Regions from separate parts of the Mus musculus genome. Here region 1 is linked to region 2. The links are chromatin loops, found by intact Hi-C in ENCODE. Cell type or tissue: left cerebral cortex. All regions are shown on one strand. Each heading gives the region's core, and the rest is flanking DNA. Links, peaks and the distances in the headings are about the cores only.

Region 1 (2,911 bases), core at 243-2,742, 510 kb after region 2:
TCTTGACCAGCCTTGACATATAACAGATGATCCCAAAAGTCCCCATGGAGCTCCTTGCCCTACTAGGGGGTTTACCTGTTGCTCCAACTTGTAGAGTCCCAAATCCTTAGGACTCTGCATCTTCAACTTTAGGGAGTTTCTTGGAAACAGCAGAGCAGCCTCTCATCTAATTATCCATGCTATGGGTGGTTGTGGAGGTCCCTAAACCACAAATATGTTCTAGCTGCCCTATCACTCAGGATACCCCCAGTCTACCTTCCAATCCTGCTGCATGTCCTTCACGTTGCATATTTATCTCCATTACTGTACTACTGTATTATATTTACTCCATTTCAACTACACTTTTGTTGTTTCTTTTATTAAATATGACTGAAAAATTTGAAGGGCAGGTGCAGTTTCATATCTTTCCAATCTCAGAGCCCATTATAGTTGCTTTATATTAATTATGTTCTCAAATACTCCTGAAAGTAAATTAATTAATGGTATCAGCAAGCAATGAATTTCAGCTTGGCCCTCTTCAGTGGCATGTGGAATGGGGATGTAATTGTGCTCTGTGGGTAAAACTAGAGCATGTTAATGTTATGCAAAGCACCTGAAAGGACTCTGAGCCAGTGCTACTCTGGACAATAAAGCAAGAAGGTAGGCACCCCACTAACAACACAGGGACAGTGGTAGAGTGGATTTAGTTATACGTGCTCAAAGCATGTATCAGAGTGGCTCCTGGCCATGCCTGTTTAGGAGGAGCACGGAAGTTCTACTCCCCATGGTTTCTGTTATGAGGTAATCAGTCCAACAGTCTCAAAGAGAATAAATCAAAATTCTGTCTATGCAGGAGTCAGATTCTCCAGGATAGATATACAGGAAAAAAAAAAAAAACATGATTTGTAAACAATTCACTAGAAATTGGATGCATGTTGAAACACCACCAGTGGCTACAGTTTAAATTGCTACAGAGATAGCCTGTCACCCGATGGGAGGGGTAGGAGAAGCCCCTAGTTCCAGGCTGGCTGCGGAGCCCTGCGGCAGCTTGGATTGCTGCTGCACTTCTGTGCTTTGTGCAGACGATGCTCATTAGAAATGTGACTCAGCTCTCTCCTCATTTAAGCACTCAACAGAAAATAATGAGTTCTGGGCTTTCACACTTTAAAAAAAAATATGAAGAAACATCTATCTGAATACAGAAGAAAAAAGAATGTGTAAGCCAGAAGTGCCCCCCAGCGCTCGGCCTCTGAATAACTCACAGCCATTGCTCTGAAATGGCCACCCTGTTGGATGATTATAATGACCATTAGTTCACACTGGGCAGCTTTTGAAGGGAAATAACAGCTGTGGGTAAAACGACTGGGCTACAGGCATCTACTGGCACTGTTGTGGCTACCTGTGGTGTGAGATCATCCTTCTGAGTGGTGGTCTCAAGGAACCCAGGAGCCAACATAGTGTGAGTGGTACTGGTGTCATGGTACTCTGACCGCACCCTGCCAGCTCCCCTTGCCAACTGCTCTTTCTGGGCTGTGGGGGACATGAGCACTTGCCACTGCTTCTCCTCTCTATGGGTCCTGAGCCCACAGAATCATCTAGAAAAATATGCCAGCCCCTTGTGGACATCTGCCAAGAGAAGCCCTCGTTCTAGCAGAGCAAATGGTGTTGTCATTCTACATGAGGAAGGCTTCAAGTGCCTTCAGGGAGTCAGCTGCTGGTGCTGGGATCACAGCATAGGTGTATGCTATGTATGTATGATAGGTATATTAGGACAGAGGAAGCTCAGGACTGAGGAAGCCTTGGTGCGGGTTCGGGGAAAATCTCCAGATGTGGGTGCTTAGCAGCATACTACAGTCTTAGAAAACACAGCCCAATGAAGTAACATTGTGGACATTCATTAGAAAGAGCTGTTGAGCCTACAAAAAGCCTACCACGCACACCAGGGAGTCCAGCTTGCCCACCATCCCCACTCTCACCCTTAGAGATGAGCTGGTTCTCAGGCTCAAAAACACTGACTTCTGGAATCCAGAACCCTTTGGCACATCGTAGTGACCATAATTTGACACCTTAGACGCCCACTGAAAAATGTGACTTGGCTCCAAAACAAGCTTACTCTAACATCCTGACTGAATGAGCCAGGAACATTCATTTCACTAACAGCTGTACTCGTTATAACCTTCATAATCTGAGAAGCTTTTGCCTCCAAACGAGAAGTCCTATCAGTTTCTTACTTTGTACCTTGGACCTAGCAGGCAAGTCTGGTCCTGAATAGCATGGTGATTGCCATGTGCCTAAGCCTGCCTTCAACAGACAGACAGTTGTCTAGAGCCCAAGCCTGAAAGCCTTACTGTTTTGGACACCATGTCATCTTGATACTCTATCCTAGATAGACAGTCATTCTGTTGCCCTGAGATATCCCCACCAGTGACTTTTCAGAAATTAGAAATCTCCAGGGATATAGGGATTGCTGATTTAAAAACAGACCAGCCAGGTACCAGACCTAACTCCAGCCATATTCAGATGCCCTTGTCTTCTTGCCATCTGGGCTATGTCTCCACTCCTATCCTGAGCACATTTCCTACAGACTGGGAGCAGAGCTCTTCCTTGGTCTCTTAGTACTAGATTTCCTGCAGTGGTGCCTGGAATCAGCACAGCCCCAGGGTCCAGAACCTCCTTGCATGCAGCCTCACTCTTCTCATACTACCCAGAGCCTGTAGTCAGGAGGACAGCTGCTGGGAGCCTGAGAACTGAGACTGCTCACTCTGCAAAGATGTCTGTACCCTACAAACAACATACAAACAGGTAAAAGACAACCCAGGCCATGAGGAGACTGAAGCATCACCTTGGCTGGACGAGTCTCATGGTCTATCCTAGAGTGTGCATTTGCTGTTGGGGTCTGGGACAGAAGCTCCAGGTAGGGCAGATAGCGCCG
Region 2 (2,911 bases), core at 157-2,656:
CAGCCTTCTATGTGTGGAGCTTTGTGAATCCCCATACCTGTGTATGGTGCACCTTGATGCAGGTAGAGATTGCTCCCTCCCCACTCTCCCACATTTCCATGGAACAAAGCTGTCCTGTCTGCCTCTGTAAAAATGTATTCATTTTACTTTTTAAATGTCTGCCAGCTCACCATTGTCCTGTGGACTTATTCAATTCTATCTTTGGGAGCGTGTCCTCCCCTCCACCTCACCTTGTCTCCACCCCCTGCACCTTTGTTTCTCACTCCATCTAAGTGTGGAGATTCCCAAGCCTAGCATGTTTGTGCCGTGGTTCTGATCCCTTGATTCTGGCTTGGTCCCCTCCTGCTGCTCTGGTAATAACCCCTGTGCCAGCTTCACCTCTATCCTGGTTGGGAGGGGTCTCTGAGAAGCCTTGAGGCTCACGATGTGAAGCCTCAGTTGATTGACAGACTGCAGAAAATTATCACCAGAGTTTGGGTACCTTCCCCCTGTGTTCTAAATCTAAGAGGAAAAGGAGGTAACAGAGCTGGGTTTACCTGGGCTGCACCACACCCTTCCTGGTATACAGCCCTCTTGTGCATGGCATGTGCCCCTGCTAACAAGGACACTGTGCTCATTTGTGTCTGGTTTCTTGTGTTATCCTTCATGGTTTATCCTTTGCACCAGCCAGCTCCATGCTTGAAACTCAGAGGGGACCCAGAAGCAGCTCTTATGTCCTTTGGTCAGAGCTCGTCTGTCAACTCTCCTTCTGGTACTCTGGGCAAATGGTTATGGAAACAGCCTTGGATGGCATAGACAGTGGAGTCCCATCCTACTGTTCTCCAGGGAACATGTAGTTAACCACTCTCAACTGAAGAGCCAGATTTGGTTTCTGACTGGGTGTCTGATAAGTTGAGGCCACACTTGAATTCACTCCCTTCCAGGGCTACCCCTCCCCCCCCACCACCAACTGCTACTGCCTTCAGGAAGTAGTTATGTGGTCCAGAATTGAAGTCTTCCTTGAGGGCCAAGATGTCTCAGCCTACAGTGTTGACTAACTTAGGGAATGAATGATTGTGAGTATAACATTGAGTAAGGTAGGTGGGCAGATTCAAACTTGTGTCTCAGTGGATAGAAGTTTGAATTCTAGCCCCATCAGAGAGAAGCAGCTTTCTGTCTCCATGCCCCAGTGCATAAGCACAGTACTAACTTCTGGGACTTCCTGAGAGTTCTGTGGTATATACAGTTCTTGGTGCATGGTCACTATTTTAGCACCTGTCTCCTGCTACAGACCTGGTATACCGGCCCAAAAGCAGTGCTGATAGCTGCTTTGGTCTAGACTGCAGCAGACTCTTGGATGGTGGAGCAGAGAGCAGACATGGTGTGAGTGGTATTCCATATCCTTTTCCTTTTCTCTTCCTCTCTCACTTCCTCTCTTGCTGCTTCTGCTTCTTCTTCTTCTTCTTCTTCTTCTTCTTCTTCTTCTTCTTCCTCTTCCTCTTCCTCTTCCTCTTCCTCTTCCTCTTCCTCTTCCTCTTCCTCTTCTTCCTCTCCTCCTCCTCCTCCTTGACTTATTTACTTATGTATGAGTGCTCTATCTGCAACTACACCTGCAAACCAGAAGAGGGCATCAGACCCCAGTCTAGATGGCTGGGAGCTACCATGTGTCTGTGGGAATTGAAGAGTGGACAGTGCTCTTAACCTTTGAATCATCTCTGAGGCCTGTGTGAGTGATATTGTGGGTGCTAGGAAGTCCTAGGGAAGGCTGGGTACCAGGAAGAGGGCTCTGGAAGGGAAGACTCACAACCAGCCTGTACTTGGGTCCAGTGGCTTCTGAGAAACAAATGACTCTAGAGGAGTCTAGGTTTAACAGCACAGTGTTCTCTACTTGAGATAGTATGGGTATTGCCTACTCTGTGTCCTAGGGTTGATAGATGCTCTTTGCTTCCCACGCAAAGCTGAATGAGTGCTCCATATCTTTTTCATACTATCACTATGTGAGCCTTTCTGTGGACCATGCCCATGGGATACCCTGTGATCTTTCTAAAGTCCCATGCAAGAGACAAATCACAACTTCCATTTTGTAGAAAATGCCTGAATGTCCCTGATGTCTTTCAGTTGGTAGCTGTCAGAGCAGAGGCTGGCCCCTTCTTCGTCTCTTTCTGGCTCCTTAGATTAGTCCCAGTTTGCTTGGTTCTGTGGGCTTGGGGGTGGAGGCTGAGGGCAGGTCTTTTGAAAATAAACACTTACAGTCAGGGGCCGTCTACTCCAATTCCCTGTCACCTGTCACCCTTCAATCCACTCCATTATGTCCCAAGCTGCCAGGAGAGAAGCAGACTGAAGATGGCTATTCAATTTGTCCTTTAATCAAAACCATCACAATTTGTGGCTGAGTCCTGATTGCTCCTGTTCACAAGCTCCCTGATTCTATGCCTTGTCCTTGAGTTTTTGGATTTAAAAATTTCCCCCCTTGTTTCTGATTTCTAGGTTGTAGAGTTAGAGGCGTCCTTGTTCAGTTGGACCCAGCTGGGCTCCAGGGATATGGGTTGTGTGTAGGGGTCACTTTTCCTGGGGTGAGGAAACAAAGTTCTGTCTTTCAGAGGCTTGAGGTCCCTCTGGTTGGCCCCCCCTCTCTTGATTCCCAGCCCCAGGGGAGGGTGTGAGGCGCAGGGCCTTTCTTCATGACCTCTCTTGAACCATACCCCCTGCAGAGGCAAGAGTCAAAGGTCATTTTCTCAGCTTCCCGACAGGAGAAAACTAAAGGCTGCCTTCCCCTTTTGTGCACCCCTGAAAGCTCTCCATGGGAAGGTCGCTGACCCACTCACGGCCTGCTTTGAGCTGACTGGCCTATGATTGGCTGGAAACAGTCTCTAGACTCATAGTGTCTGCTTGTCTTTCAGGAGAGACTGACCGGGTCACCTGCCCAGAGATG

Evidence for each region. Hi-C counts contacts between places; a loop is a spot of excess contacts. Peaks named below come from ENCODE experiments on the same cell type or tissue, not always from the same donor. Only the 100,000 strongest peaks of a DNase experiment are listed, where the experiment ranks them.
Region 1: it touches region 2 in a loop (3-fold over the local background); 2 of 42 quality-filtered maps call a loop at or near these places.

What each region holds. Positions count from the first base shown.
Region 1 is chr12:116,841,317-116,844,227 of GRCm38, reverse strand. Ptprn2 (protein tyrosine phosphatase, receptor type, N polypeptide 2) reads right to left here. Exons shown (of 23, transcript NM_011215.2): 5 at 2,822-2,911. Among named protein-coding and RNA genes, the nearest start is that of Gm31336, 86 kb to the right of the region's middle. In left cerebral cortex, for the core only: a CTCF peak has its summit at 1,230; DNase peaks (open chromatin) are centred at 1,120 and 1,643; H3K27ac peaks cover 308 bases.
Region 2 is chr12:117,351,884-117,354,794 of GRCm38, reverse strand. No RefSeq gene overlaps it. Among named protein-coding and RNA genes, the nearest start is that of Gm5441, 16 kb to the right of the region's middle. In left cerebral cortex, for the core only: a CTCF peak has its summit at 1,603 (motif pointing right); a DNase peak (open chromatin) is centred at 1,634.